Regions from separate parts of the Homo sapiens genome. Here region 2 is linked to region 1. A link is an interaction called in ENCODE POLR2A ChIA-PET data of the cell type or tissue named here. Cell type or tissue: OCI-LY7. All regions are shown on one strand. Links, peaks and the distances in the headings refer to the core of each region. The heading gives the core; the rest is flanking DNA.

Region 1 (7,496 bases), core at 2,095-4,594:
GAAGCCCTAGTAAGATGTTTAGTCTTTTTGCCCAATTCTCTAGGCCCCTATTACTGCTTTCCTTTTAAAGGTATGGTATTTTCTGTATCCTCAAAGTCTTTCCTGCCTAATGGATTTAAGTGGACTTGACTCCCCTTTGGGCCATTAGCATCAAATAGTAAAAATTAATATGAAACCTTGGGGCCGGGCGCGGTGGCTCACGCCTGTAATTCCAGCACTTTGGGAGGCTGAGGCGGGTGGATCATGAGGTCAGGAGATCGAGACCATCCTGGCTAACACGGTGAAACCCCATCTCTACTAAAAAATACAAAAAAAAAAAAATTAGCCGGGCGTGATAGCAGGCACCTGTAGTCCCCGCTACTCAGGAGGCTGAGTCAGGAGAATGGCATGAACCCAGGAGGTGGAGCTTGCAGTGAACCGAGTTTGCGCCACTGCACTCCAGCCTGGGCAACAGAGCGAGACTCCGTCTAAAGAAGAAGAAGGAAAAAAAAAAAAAAAAAAAAAAATATATATATATATATATATATATATATATATATATATATATATATATGCAAGATTTGCAAGTACCACTGTCCTAGTTTTAAAAGTCAGTTATTGGTAGTTAATACTGTGTTCTGTGGTTGACTTTAAACTTATTAATGACCCTGTCAGAAAGATGCCGGGAGAAGAAGAGAGAAGAACCCCCCTAAGTCCCATTGGTTTACTTTTCTTGACACAGATAATATATTTCCAAACAAGTGACCTTCTGTGTGTGTGATGTCCTAGCCCAAAAGAGGTCATTGTGGCCGCCCTACCTGCTGCATAGGGATTGTGATGACAAAATTAGGAGACACTGAAATTCTGAAAATTTATAATCAAGCTGTATTGTAACAGTCGAGGATTGGTAAACAAATTATAATGCCACATCTTAGTGGAGATAATATGCAACCTTATCCAATATGGAAAAATGATTTTGTTATGTTAAAAGAGAAAAGGCAGTGCGAAGTTGGATGTGCATTGTGATCACAGGTCTGTCCAGCAAGCAAACCAAAGCTTTTCCAAGAACATCATCTGGAAATAAAATTTACCACAGTATGAGTCATGGTTTTCTTGATGCGGTGGGATGTGCACGTGGTCAGGGCAGAGGGAGGAATGGAATTCTTCTTCTTTTCTTTCTATTTTTCCATCTTTTCTAAATTTTCTGTAATGATCATGTAAACCCAGGTTAAAAAGAAGTGAAAGTGAAATTCTATTACTTTTAAAATGGGGAGGCAGAGAGGCCAGTTGCGGTGGCTCACGCCTGTAATCCCAGCACTTTCAGACGCCAAGGCAGGTGGATCTTTGAGGTCAGGAGTTGGAGAACAGCCTAATCAATATGGTAAAACCCCGTCTCTACTAAAAATACAAAAAATTTAGCCAGCCATGATGGCGGGTGCCTGTAGTCCCAGCTACTTGGGAGGCTGAGGCAGGAGAATTGCTTGAACATGGGAGGCGGAGGTTGCAGGAGCCGAGATTGCGCCACTGCACTCCAGCCTGTGCGAGGAATGAGACTCTGTCTCAAAAAAATAAATAAGTAAAATAAAATGGGGAGGGAGAGGTATCAGCTTTATTTTTAAACCTGATTCCACAAAAGATTACCAACAAACTTTTTTAAAAAAGAAATAGCTGTGAAAGAGCTTTGAAAGTTAAAATGCTTCTATCAGTGCAGTCAACAGAATCTTCTATTTGCTGGCATCACTTCAAGGCATGGCAATTTGATTCTATTGACTGGTGCATTTCGTTTTAAAAAGCCCCAAGAGGAATCACGTTAGGCAAGAAGGTCCCAGGTGCCAAACTTCAGCACTTAGGGCCGTGGAAGGGTTTGGCGCCTAAGTGGGTTGGGTGTGGGTGGATGCTTCAGCATAGCTGTGGCTCTTAGTCCATCTCTTTTGACCTTCTGGGAACGGAAGCCTGACGGGTCTTGGTGATTTAGAGCCGTGCTCAGTAATGTTTGCCAAAACAGCCCTGGAGAGAGACACATCATCAAACTCTGAAGAATGAGGCAGCTCTGTGGGCCCCAGTCTTCTCAGACCACTCTGGGAGAGTGGAGCCCGCCCCAGATCTGGAGATGGAGGAAGACTGACTCCTTCCCACGTGGTGCAGAGAGCCTCGGCTCTGGAGTCCCAGGGCTGAGTCACACTAGGCTGCAGAATAACTCTTGGTGTGACCTTGACTAAGCCAGCCCTTGCCCTCTCTGAGCTCTGGTTTCCTCATTGGTAAAATGGAGATAATCTTGATTCTCTATCTCACAGGTACTATGGAAGAACAAGGTGAGGTGATAGATATGAAAATATCCTGCCAACTATGAGGCATGCACAGATGTTTGAGATTCTGACAATCCATGATTTGCAGGGATTTCTGAGTGCTGACTGGAACCCTGGTCCTCTGAGCAAAACTTTGATGGCATCTATGCCTAGCCTGGACTGAACAAATAATGATAATAATAACAGCAACAGTAGTAACACTTTTTGACCACTATGTGCTGTATAAGCACTATTCTAAGGACTTTACGCGTATCAGCTCATTTTAACCCTTAAAACCATTCGTGAGGTAAGTACTGTAATTATCCCCATTTTACAGATAAGGAAACTGGCACACAGAGATGTTAAGTAACTTGTCCAAGGTTACTCAGTTAGCAAATGGAGAAGTGGGATTTGAATCCAGCCAGTCTGATTCTAGGGCCTGATCAAAAGCTGCAGATATTTTTCTCTGACATACAAGGGAGAGGAGTTTGGCATCTCCATGAATGTTTCTTAATTGGTTTCCTTCGTTTATTTTGTTAAAGAGCTATTAGTGATCTAGTTTGCTTTTCTTTAAGTGCTGCCGTTAAGGAAACCTGCCAGTGGGCAGTGAATAGGACAAAGTGGATTGTCTTGTGACTGTTGTGGGAAATGCAGCCATGCTTATACTGACACCTTGGGAAGATTTTCTTCTCCCTCAGTGTTTCCAGCAGTCAAAGAAAGGGACACTGCTGATTGAGAAAGAACCACCACTGTGGCTGGATTACAAGAGTAGTTTTGAGCAAACCAGGAAGCAATCCAGGGCAGCATTGAACCTGAAGGGAGAGTACTCCTTAAGTAGCAGACTCTGGGGTCTGTGATAAAAGCATCATGACCAGGGGACTGATATAGCCCTAGGCCTGATGGGGGAGAGGTTCAGACAGGAGGTAACAGCAGAAGGGGAGCCAGATCAGTACATGTGCACTTCCTTGAGGTTAAAGTTCTGTTTGCTACATGGCGGGAATAATTAGAGTGTAGCAGCATCACAGCCCGGGTCTGAGTCTTGTGTACAAGAACTGAGAATGATAAACTAGCAGCGCGAAGAGCCTCAGGAAGACAGAGGCCTGAACAATCTGTCATTATGCATGTGGTTCCTGAGATGTGGGGAGTCTCAGGAGGCAGTTTGCACTGTTTTTTGACATTAGTCAATAACAGGTTCTGTGTGTCCAAACCTGGCTAAGCACTTTCTTAATTCCTTTTATGTTTCACAGTGATAATAAACTGCTCTCTGATGCGTTTAGTTCAAGGCTAAGTTTAACATTCATGGGATTCTATGCAAATTTGCAAAGCACAGAAAAACATTTGATACTTACCCTGCATGTGCATACATGCACGTGATCCTAATTTGTGGAAGTTATTAAGCCTGATAGCCTTACTGGGGTGACTTGTCACTTTCCTGAAGCTCTGAGAATCATGGTTTTATTTCAGCTTGTCTGGCTCAGACAAGCTTAGTGAAAATGTATGTGTATAAATTGTGTATTGAATAGGGTTTTGTATGACTACCCATTCTTGTCTCCTTGAGATGGGAGGGATGACTCATTTTAACTTTTTATTATTTTGAGAGTCTTTATCTTGCTTGCTTTCACCCTTGTTTCCAACGTAAATCCATCTCTGTTTCCTATCTTTCCTCATCCAGCACCTCCTTAAATTTCTTATCATTTAAGCTACTTTCCAGCAAAATTCTTTAGACGACTAATTCCCCCTTGTGGGAAATACTGTCGGTCCAAACACAAGGGGATTGTTGGCTTGTCCCTGGTTGGGCAATCATTGTAAACATTCAGAAAAGGCAGCCAGTTTGGGGCTTGTGCAGCAAACCATTACTGTCTGTCTCCCTCTCATATGTGTAGGATTTACCTTTGCTTTCCACAATTTTTTTTTTGAGACAGAGTCTTGCTCTCTGGAGTGCAGTGGTGTGATCTTGGCTCACTGCAACGTCTGCCTCCCAGGTTCAAGTTATTCTCCTGCCTCAGCCTCCTGAGTAGCTGGGATTACAGGTTCCCACCACCACGCCCAGCTAATTTTTTTTTTTTTTGTATTTTTTGTAGAGATGGGGTTTCACCGTGTTGGTCAGGCTGGTCTTGAACCCCTAACCTCAAGTCATCTGCTCCCCCTTGGCCTCTCAAAGTGCTGAGATTACAGGCATGAGCCACCGCACCTGGCCGCTTTCCACAATTTTTTTGAAGACTATTACCGTATTTGTGAGCAAACAGTAATTCATGTCATTTAGTCTAAGTAGAAGAAAGTCATGGTTTTTTGGGGGAAAGGAGAGACACTGGGGAGTCAGTGGAAGTTTATTGATAAAAACTAAAATTCTGTAATTTGGCTAGAATGGCTTAGTATTTTTTTTCTTGAAAAATGGAATTAAAAAATAAGAGTACAGCCTGTTTCATAGCAACATTTCAATGCGTTTGCTGGTGTGGTTTTGTTTCTACTCTTGCAAAGCTCTGTTTTCTCTTTAAATAACTTCCTCCAAGTCTCAGGTGCTATGTTACAATCTTTATTTCATGACTCATTCTCTATGATGTTCCAAACAAACTTACTGACTTGTGCTGCTTTTTGACTGTCTTGATGGCAAACTCTCACCATTCTTTAGTCATGATACCTTGTGATCTCCCTTCTTCCTACTCTCCTGCTTCACCATACAACATTCCAAAGCTCCCTGCTTCCTACCTGTATTAGTTTTCTATTGCTATGTGACAAATCCCCACAAGCTTTGTGGCTTAAAACAACATACATTTATTATCTCACAATTTCCATGAGTTGAGAGGCTGGACACAGCTTATCTGCACAGGGTCTCACAGGGCTGCATACATGGTATTGGCTGGGCTGTGTTCTCATCTGGAGGCTTGGCTGGGGAAGAATCCACTTCCAAGCTCACTCAGGTTGTTGGCATAATTCATTTCTTTGTGGCTGCCAGACTGAAGGCTTTGACTTATTTCTGGCTATCAGCTCTAAGAGGCTGTTCATGGTTCCTAGAGACACCAGTAGTTCCTAGAGGCCACCCACAGTTCTCACCAGCTGGGCTTTCCCATTGTGGCCTCTTACTTTATCAAGGCACCAAGAAGAAGTCTGCTTGCAATATGCGGTATTATATATGATCATATAATCACAAGAGTTACATCCCATCTCCTATTCTGTTGTTAGAAGAAATCACAGGTTGGCTGGGCATGGTGGCTCATGCTGGTAATCTCAGCACTTTGGGAGGTCATGGCGGGAAGATCACTTGAGCCCAGGAGTTCAAGAGCAGCCTGGGTGACATGGCGAAACCCGTCTGTACAAAAAATACAAAAATTAGCTGGGCTTGGTGGTGCGTGCCTGTCGTCCCAGCTATTAGGGAGGCTGAGCTGAGAGGAACCCTTGAGTCCAAAAGATTGAGGCTGCAGTAGGCCATGATCACACCTCTGCAGTCTAGCCTGGGTGGCAGAGTGAGACCCTGTCCCCCCTCCAAAAAAGAAAAAAGAAAAAGTCACAGGTTCTCCTCATACCCAAAGAGAGTGGATCACAAAAGGCATGACCACCAGGAGATGGAGATCATGGGGTCACATTAGAGTCTGCCTGACATACCACCTAGATCAAATTTTTACTTCAGTGCCTTCCTAAAGTGTGTTTTAAGTTCTCTGTAATTTGGTTTTGCCCTATTTCTCCTAATTTATTTTCTCCTTCTCCCTAATAAACATCAGCTATCTCTCATTTCCTCCTCAAAATTTGTGTTTCTGTCTTATGGCCTTCCATAATGCAACTTTAATTAATACAGATATGTTTTACCTAATTAGCGTAGACATAATTCTAAAATCTTATGTATAAAGCAAAATTATTTTTCATTGAAGTGAAGGGTTCTTAACCAATTTTTGGCTTCTGAATCCTTTTGAGAATCTGATTAAAGCTATAGAGACTCATTTCCCAGAAGTGAGGGACACGACCACACATATACTATTTCAGTTATTATTACAGTACAACAAGCCACCCCTGGCTCAGTGCTGTAATACAACAAGCATTTTATTATGCCCATGGTTTTGGGAATTCAGACAGGGCACAGTGCGGATGGCTTTTCCCTGCCTCATGATGTCTGGGCCTCAGTTGGGACGATTCAGACAGCTGGAGTGATTCAAATGGTTAGGGGAAGAATGGTCTGGAGGTTTCCTCATTCATGTGTCTGTTGTCTGGGCTGGCATGCCAGGCAGGCTTGGCTCAGCTGGGACTGTGGATTGGAGTGGTCAGGCATAGCCTCTCCACGTGGTGTGGGCTGCTCACAGAGTGGGGGCTGGCTTCCAGGAGAGAGAGAGGGAACATCCCAAGAGCGAGCATTCCAGGAGACCAAGCTAAAGTGGCTTGGCCTTTGATGATGTTGCTTTGGAAGTCACGTGGCATTATTGGTCAAACAGACTCAAGCCCACTCAGATTCAAGGAGAGGGGACATAGACACCACCTCTTAATGGGAGGCATAAAGGAGAAAAAACTCAAAACATTGCATGTGTAAACACAAACTATTTAAATCAATAATAGAATCTGGAACTCTGAGAATTGAAAGGGACCATAAAGGAGGATCTGTTTCCATCTCCCATGCAGGGCTCAACTCCTCTTTACAACATTCCCGTCGTCTTGAGCCTGGACCACTGCAGGTGTTTTCTAAGCACTCTGCCATCAGCCATTGTCTCTTTCCCGTCTGTTCTTCATGCCAGGATGGTTTTTCCAAAACAGAAATTTGCTCCTGTGCATCACCTGCTCGCATCCTCCCCACCAAACTAAAACCTACAAAGCTGCAGAGGGAGGTGATGGCTACTGGAGCAATGGTCCGGCTGTCGCCTCCCTCTGCAGCCTTAATCTTGCCCACCTGCTGTTCTTGATCTAGCTGTGGTTACCTTTTATCAGTTCCTTGTACTCGTGATGCCTCTTCCTGCCATAGGGCCTTTGCATATGCTTGTTCCTTTATGTGGAATGCTTTTCCCTACCCTCTTTGCTTGGTTAACTTTTATTCATTCTTTGGATCTTGATAGTCACTTCCTCAGGGATGTGCTTTCTGACCTCCCTGATCAGATCACAGGACTATGGATCTTTCATCTGTAACATCATTTTTCATTTGAAAAATGCTGGTGTCCATATCTCCCATAGAACTGTGAGTTCCATGAAGCTGGAGACCATGTATGTTTTTCCTTAAGACGTTGCTTAACTCAGTGTCTGGCATACAACAGGCATTTG
Region 2 (7,496 bases), core at 3,320-5,819, 370 kb after region 1:
GGCAGATCACTTGAGGTCAGGAGTTTGAGACGAGCCTGGCCAACATGTTGAAACCCCGCCTTTACTAAAAATACAAAAATTAGCTGGGCATGGTGGCGTGCGCCTGTAATCCCAGCTACTCAGGAGGCTGAGTCAGGAGAATCTCTTGAACCCGGAAGGCAGAGGTTGCAGTGAGCCGAGATTGCACCACTGCACTCCAGTCTGGGTGACAGAGTAAGACTCTGTCTCAAAAAATAAAAATAAATAAATAAATAAAGTGCTCAATAGCCACATGGGGCCAGTGGCTACCATATTGGACGGGCAGATGTAGAACATTTCCATCATCACTGAAAGTTCTCCCATTGTCCTATGGGACCACTTTCAGTTGTATTAGCCACTTCCGAGTCTTGACTAGCTTACCTTTCTCATCTCCTAGCCTGCCATCCCACATAACAGACTGCATTCTCTAGTCCTTCTCATGTGTTCCCAATATCCCGAGTGGAATCCAAACATCATACTTTTTGCTCCTGCTGTTCCCTCTTCCTGAAATGTCATTCCTCTGCCAAGAACAATCCATCCAATCAAATCCAGCTCGCTCTTCCAGGCCCAGATCAAATGACAACTCCCTAAGTTTCCTAGGTGGGCACTGTTATCTCTTGAGAGCACACTGTACATTTATCTGTCATAGTATGTTTAGCATTGATTCTAGTTGAGCGTTAGGCTGTCTTGTGGCCCCTGCTCACTGTGTGCCTTTGAGAGCTGGTACCTGTCTTATTCACCCCTGTGTCTCTAGGGCCAGTGTACAAAAGCCCCTCAAAGCTGCACCTCTGGGAGGAAAAGCCTCTTGAACCCTATCATTAAGACTTTGGGTCAGGTAAGTGTGTAATGATATTTTAATGCGATTAATAATTTTGATAATTTAATGTTTAATAATTCAGCAATATTTTTCATCACAATGCCTTCAGCACTCTCTCCCTGTTGTTTCTCTGAGCCCTTCTAGATGAGTACAATTTTCCCCAACTCACTGCTGAGAGAACAGAGGCGTAGGGATGGGCAGTCATCCAGGGTGACTCAGCTAGGAAATGGCAGAGTGACATTTGGACAGAGCTCTTCCTGACTCCAGAGCCCAGATGCTGGAATGCCTCTCATGTGAGGGAGTGGTCTATGGAAACGGCCTGGCAGACCCGCGTTTGTTTAATTGAGACAGAATGGAGGGTGAAGAGCTCGAATTAGGCAGAGGATTAGTTCGGGACAGCTGCCCCTGCTGCACATGGATAAACCCAGAAAAGGTCAAGGCGAAATTGAGGACGGGTCTCTGGGAGGCTTTCTCAGGCTTCATTCCTCTGGACAGGGTTAGGTGGGTCAAGTGACCTTGTTTGAACTCTCCTTTTCCTCTCCTACTCTCAGTCCGTCACTTCTTGCAAAATCAGATGTTGCAGAAAGGCAAGTTTGATTCTGTCTGGGAGAGGATTGTGTATTCCCAACTTTCCCTTATGCCTCGGCTTCAGATCAGATGCTCTGATCTCCTCTCTGTCCTTGGAGGCACCATTTCCACGGCAGGCCTAGGTGAGCTGGGAAGTTTTATGATGGCATTAAAAAAAAATTCCTTTCTGCAAGAGGCTTTTCACCTGAGTGTCAACTAACTCTGGACATCTTGTTACTGAAGCTCTTCTAGCCTGGGGAGAGACATTTTGTCTCAAAACTCATTAACGAGAGTGGGAAAACTGGGGGAAGGAAGCACAAGTTATCAGGTACAGCCTGTCCACCCATGGCTCCCTCCAACCCTGGTGTAGGTTTCTGAGGGGCAGCGCTGTGGGACAACTCCAGTAATTGCCAAAGCACAAGTCTCTGACCTCCCGCTAGAGTGGCCTCGGTTTTCTCTTTTTTTGGCCTTGTCTTCCTTCCTCTTCTAGTTTTCATGTTCTTGTTTCTCATTTTCTCTTACCTCTGTACATGCCTTAAATCTCCTAGTGAGTCCCCTGGGCATCGTGTGGCCCTACTGGGGGTATTCAGCTCAGAAAACATCTTCATACGGTTTTTGAACTCTAGCTCTCCACCTCTGTCCCCCTTCCCAACCCACAGTAAACATCTCTGTTTAATGTTTTGAGGTCCAGATTCTATGAGTATAAAGGGGTTGAATCATGAGCCAAGATATGCACTTGAGGAAGGAAACATCTGCATTTAAGGGGGCAGGTCAATTGCCTCCTGGCAGATCACCTTTCTCCCCGGCCCTGCCCTCCCCAGATTTGGGCACCTGCACTTGTTATTCGGACCTTAGCAACTGGATTCTGAGCCCTTGTGTTCCTGGTCTGAGTTCCTCCCTGTTGGTGACATTGGCTGAGCCCAATCTCTAGGTTAGGACAGCCTGACAACTCATTGCCAACTCCTGGTGATGGTTCTGTTTTGGTTTGGCATAGTCTACCTGGGACTGTTCCCCAACTCTGGGTAAGCCCTTTGTAACACCTGAGCCTCTCCCCCTAAAACTGAGCACTATCATGTAGAAGTTAGGAGCACAGCCCCTAGTGTCGGACCGGCTGTGTTTGAATCCTAGTTCTGTCCCTTGCCAGATGTGTAACCATGGACTCGTTATTTTAGCTTGCCATGCCTCTATTCTATTCTATTCTGTTACCTGTAAAAGGTAGGAATTATAATGCCCATTTCATGGTGGTGGTGTAAGGATTCACTGCGATAAGACCAAAGAGATGGGACCTTCTCTCTTGAGAACTTGACAGTTAGGTCCAAAGGAGTGTGAGTAAAACCCAAGTGCAATTTAGGCAGGTGACAATAACCACAGAGCCCAACCTGATGGAATAGGCAGGAAGTTGTATGGGGAATTGATGGCAACAGAGTCAGAAAACAGAGCGGTAAGTATTAATGCAGAGAAAAGTGAGATCCATAGGCAGAAATTCTATGTAAGGCCAGGCTCTTTGGCTCACACCAGTAATCCCAGCACTTTGGGAGGCCGAGGCGGGAGGATCAATGTAGGTCAGGAGTTCAAGACCAACCTGGCCAACATGGTGAAACCCCATCTCTACTAAAAATACAAAAATTAGCCAGGCTTGGTGGTGTGCGACTGTACTCCTAGCTACTCAGGAGGCTGAGGCAGGAGAATCACTTGAACCCAGGAGGCAGAGGTTGCAGTAAGCCAAGATCACACCATTGCACTCCAGCCTGGGAGACAGAGAAAGACTCTGTCTCAAAAAAATAATAATTAAAATTTAAAAAGAAGAAATTCTACCTAAGAGCCCGAAGCTGCCCTCTGCCCTCTCCCGTCTCCTGCAGGACATGGCGCCAGCTCCAGGTTAGGGTAATCTGGAAACTAGCCTTGAGTGAAGGGGCTGAAAGGGCTCAGGCAAGTGGGACAGGATTTATAGCCTGCTGCTGGAGTTCTGAATAAGGACTTGAGTCCCCCTTCCCAGGATTTAGAAGGGCCAGGGAGGTGGGTTAGCACCACCAGAGCAGGGAGGTGTAAAGGTGCAGCACAAAGCTACAATCTGAACATAGCACCCCCTCATCTCTTGGTACTTGGCATGGTTGGCTCCTTGGCACCCATCTCTCCCCCTTGATAGTCCCTTGGAAAGCCATTCCTTCCTTACTCTTAGTCCCTGTGTTCTTGGTGGAGTTCCCACATCCAACTTCCAGAGTAGGCCACGTGAGCATGCCTGGCTAATCAAAGCATGGTGCCTCCCAGGCCACTGGGATTGGTTCAGAGAAGGGTCACCTTGGGTAGCTGATGTTGCTGCAGCTATCTTGCCACCGTATGGAGCCAAGACTGAAAGATGAAATAGAGCAGGGCAAGGAAGAGAGGCCCAGGAAGACCAAGTCCTAATGACATCGTTGGAGCCTTCGAATCCAGCTGTGCCTAGAGCCAGCCCCTAACCCTGGAGTTTTCAGTTACATGGATCAATAAATTCTCTATTAGCTTAAATCACCTTGATTTGAGTTTTCTATCACTATTAACCAACAGCATCCTAATCAAAGGCTAAAGCAGCTGAAAATAGCCTATTTCCAGACCGCATGTGCTCATTAATAAAGAGCAAGTTCCTGTGGTACCATGAAGCCATGATACCATTGGCCTTGTGTCTGGATAAGGCTCAGGCTAAAGATGCCTGACATTACTATAAATACCTGGGCAGGGGTGAGTTGGCAGAGCAATGACCAGGGATACAGAAAACCAGGTTTTTCCTGATGCCTTATATCCTGCTTTAATATCTCCACCTGCCAATGAAGGAGTTCAATTGGTTGCCGCCATTTTAGAGAGCATAATGGTTATACTTTACCTTCAAAAAAATCTATTTTCTATCTATCTATCTATCTATCTATCTATCTATCTATCTATCTATCTATCTATCTTGCCATGGAAGAACCAAGGCAAAGAAAAGTGTAAAGATGATCCTACCAATTGTCCCAGAAGACAGCCCCTGGAACAATCATAAAAAGAATCCCAAACCCTTTGAACTTTTTTGTCTATGACAAATAGCAAAAGCATCCATTGCTGTTAAATATCTGTTACTACTACTCATTCCTTCCATCTTACAGATGTAAAAGTTGAAGAATTAGTTGCTGTCTTAGTTAAATTAGAATAGCTGCTTAAACAAGGGATCTCAAAATATATAATGACTCCACATCCTTGAAGTTCACTTCTTTTCCCCTAATAGTACTGGATTGGTGAACAGTTGGCAGGGCAGGCTTCTCCCGTGTAACTGTTTAAAGATCCAGGGAGAGGGAGGCTCTGCTGTCTTCAACGTGTGAGGTCCTCTCAATTCCAGCCAGTTGGATGGGGAAGGAGCATGAAGGAGCAGTGTGTGGGAAACCTTTATGGGCCAGACTTGAAAGTGATGAACGAAACTTCCAATCTCGTGCAATTGGATAGAATTCCGTCACGCAGCTGTAGCTAAATGCAAGAGAGTCGGAGCCAGCTGTGGTGGCTCACACCTGTAATCCCAGTGACCCTGGAGGCTGAGGAAGGAGGATGACTTGAGGCAGCAGTGAGCTATGATTGCACCACTGCACTCCAGCCTAGGCAACAGAGCAAGACCTCATCTATCAAAAAAAAAAAAAAAAAAAAAAAGGAACGGAGTCTGAGAAATATAGTTTATCTTTGTGCCCAGGAAGGAGAGGAAAATATGGATTTGGTGAGCAACTATTAGTCCCTGCTACACCATGCAGTGTTTCCTTTCTGAATTTGAATGGCACTTTGAGCCTGCAATTTCATTTTAGTCTGTTCTGTGCGTCTTTGCAATGCCCAATAGATTTGATAGTATAATCCCCACCCTACAGAAGTGAATTATTTCCTTCTTATATCTTTAGGTGGATACTCAATACATATTTATTAAATGGATAAGTCAATTCATAAGGTAAAAACAAATGGAGCCTGTTAAAATATGTTGTTTATTAGATCACTCTTTAGCCTTAGAAGACTTTCTTAGAATGTTTGTATGACTAGCCATCTTCTTTTACCATTTTTGTTTTATAAATACATAAATATCATAGAAAGGAAAATTTCAGGAAGTAGAAACATATACTGATGTTTTTTCCCACTAAACTCAGCTATTATCAAGTGCCTGTTAACTTTTGCATTCCTTTGTATGTTTAAAAAAAAACCCTACTCCCTTATCTCTTGGTGCCTCCAGAATGCAAAAATCCCTGAGCTCTCAACTTACGAATCTCCTATAAGGCTGCTGGAGCTTGGATGTTAAAAGTCCTCATGAGGGCTTTTCAATAGTATGGCTTCCTCTTGCAACATTGGCACCTCACTTTTCATTTAAAAACATTTGCTTATGTGCTTTTCAAAGTGCTTTTATAGCCAGGGTCTGATTCAGTCCTTACAAGTCTGTGAAGGTGGCATGAGGTCATCATCACCCCTAGGACCGAGAAGGGTTCACACATGAAAGTGAGCGCAGAGCTAGAACTAACACCTGGTCCCTCTGCCTGCCATGTAAACCATCTCCTGGAGGAGTGCTGTGTTAATGACCTCAGATCGGCTCCTTCCTCACCCCTTACTCCTGTTTTCTATTCCAGGTCGGAAAAAGGCAAAAAAAAACACAAAAGAGCAAGATCAAAGTATACCTCTTTACCTCTAACTAACACAGAGCCTCTATCCAACCCCAGAAGTGGTCCCCCACCAATACATGAGTCTTTTGTCCACTCAACTTTCTGCCTACCTTATTTATCAACAAGAAGTTTGCACAAGTTCTCTTTGTCAGCTAAGAGGCTTTCTACTATTACAGGCTGCCCCTTACGGGAAGTAGACCCTTTCCCTCCTAGCCTTTAGAATTGTGTTTTGAATATAGCAGACCAGAATTTTGATTAGATTTGTTTTTTCAATTATACGGTGGTTCCCTCACTTTTATAATCACCTAGAAGTCACTGTTGGCAACATGTCACTAGGGGCTTAAAGACAGAAACTGGGTTGATTTCCACATAATGATCCAAACAAAAAAGGCTGAGGAATGAATCCTGAACCACGAAGCCCACTGCAGTTTACGTAAGTGGTTTATGTTGAGACGCGGCCATAGCAAATTTCCCTGATTTCTGAGCATTTTCCTGTGGATTATTTCTAACCTGCACATTTTTTTCCATAGCCAGATTTGCCTTGACCCCAGGGGTGAACATTTAGAGAGCAATACTTCTCAGTCGCGGTTCCCATGATGCTATCAATTCCATTGTAGGGCCAATAATTAATTATAACAATAAGAAAGACATTATTCAACTAGGCCTCCCTTCCTGCCATTAAATCCACAAAACTCCCTGCCACCTGGGCAGTTGTTGATGTGTGTTTCTGTGTGTGTGTGTGCATGTGTGTGCACATGTGTACTTAAAATAACCGGATTAAAATTGTGTGTAAAATACACAAATGAAAAACTTTGAAAAAGAAAGCATCAAAATAACTAAAGTAGTTGTCTAAGAGTGGTGACGTTAGTGGAAGACGGGTCTGTTACTCTCTTTTTCTATAATAACTATTGTAGTGTTAGTACTTAAATAACTAAAATTCATACTATCAATTTTACATTAATTCAACATAAAAATTCTAAGTACTTTACTATTCCTCCAATGTTTATGATGTATCTACTACATGCCAGGCATTGTCTGGGTCCTAGGGATACAGGATGAATAAGACACAGTTCCTTCCCCCATAGGGCTTCTACTCAAATAAGGGAGACGAACATAAACAAGTAATTAGATTGGTTTATTAATTAATATGTGATATGGTTTGGATCTGTGTCCCCACCCAAATCTCATGTCAAATTATAATCCCCAATGCTGGAGGTAGGGCCTGGTGGGAGGTGATTGGATCATGGGGGTGGTTTCTCATGGCTTAACACCGTCTACCTTGGTGCTATCGTGGCGATAGTGAGTTCTTGTGAGAACTCCACCCTCTCTTGCTCCTGCTCTGGCCACGTAAGACAAGCCTGCTTCCCCTTCGCCTTCCACTATGATTGTAAGTTTCCTGAGGCCTCTCCAGAAGCCAAGCAGAGGCCAGCATCATGCTTCCTGTACAGCCTGTGGAACTGTGG

The links. Peaks named below come from ENCODE experiments on the same cell type or tissue, not always from the same donor. Only the 100,000 strongest peaks of a DNase experiment are listed, where the experiment ranks them.
Region 2: POLR2A ChIA-PET joins it to region 1 with 7 read pairs; 2 of 35 experiments call an interaction of 5 or more read pairs at or near these places.

The regions. Positions count from the first base shown.
Region 1 is chr11:33,529,932-33,537,427 of GRCh38, forward strand. All of the region lies in intron 1 of KIAA1549L (KIAA1549 like), which reads left to right. Among named protein-coding and RNA genes, the nearest start is that of KIAA1549L, 160 kb to the left of the region's middle. In OCI-LY7, for the core only: CTCF peaks have their summits at 2,527 and 2,729; a DNase peak (open chromatin) is centred at 3,380; H3K27ac peaks cover 746 bases.
Region 2 is chr11:33,898,461-33,905,956 of GRCh38, forward strand. All of the region lies in intron 1 of LOC105376621 (a long non-coding RNA gene), which reads left to right. Among named protein-coding and RNA genes, the nearest start is that of LMO2, 10 kb to the left of the region's middle. In OCI-LY7, for the core only: no CTCF peak of the experiment used is centred there; no DNase peak of the experiment used is centred there.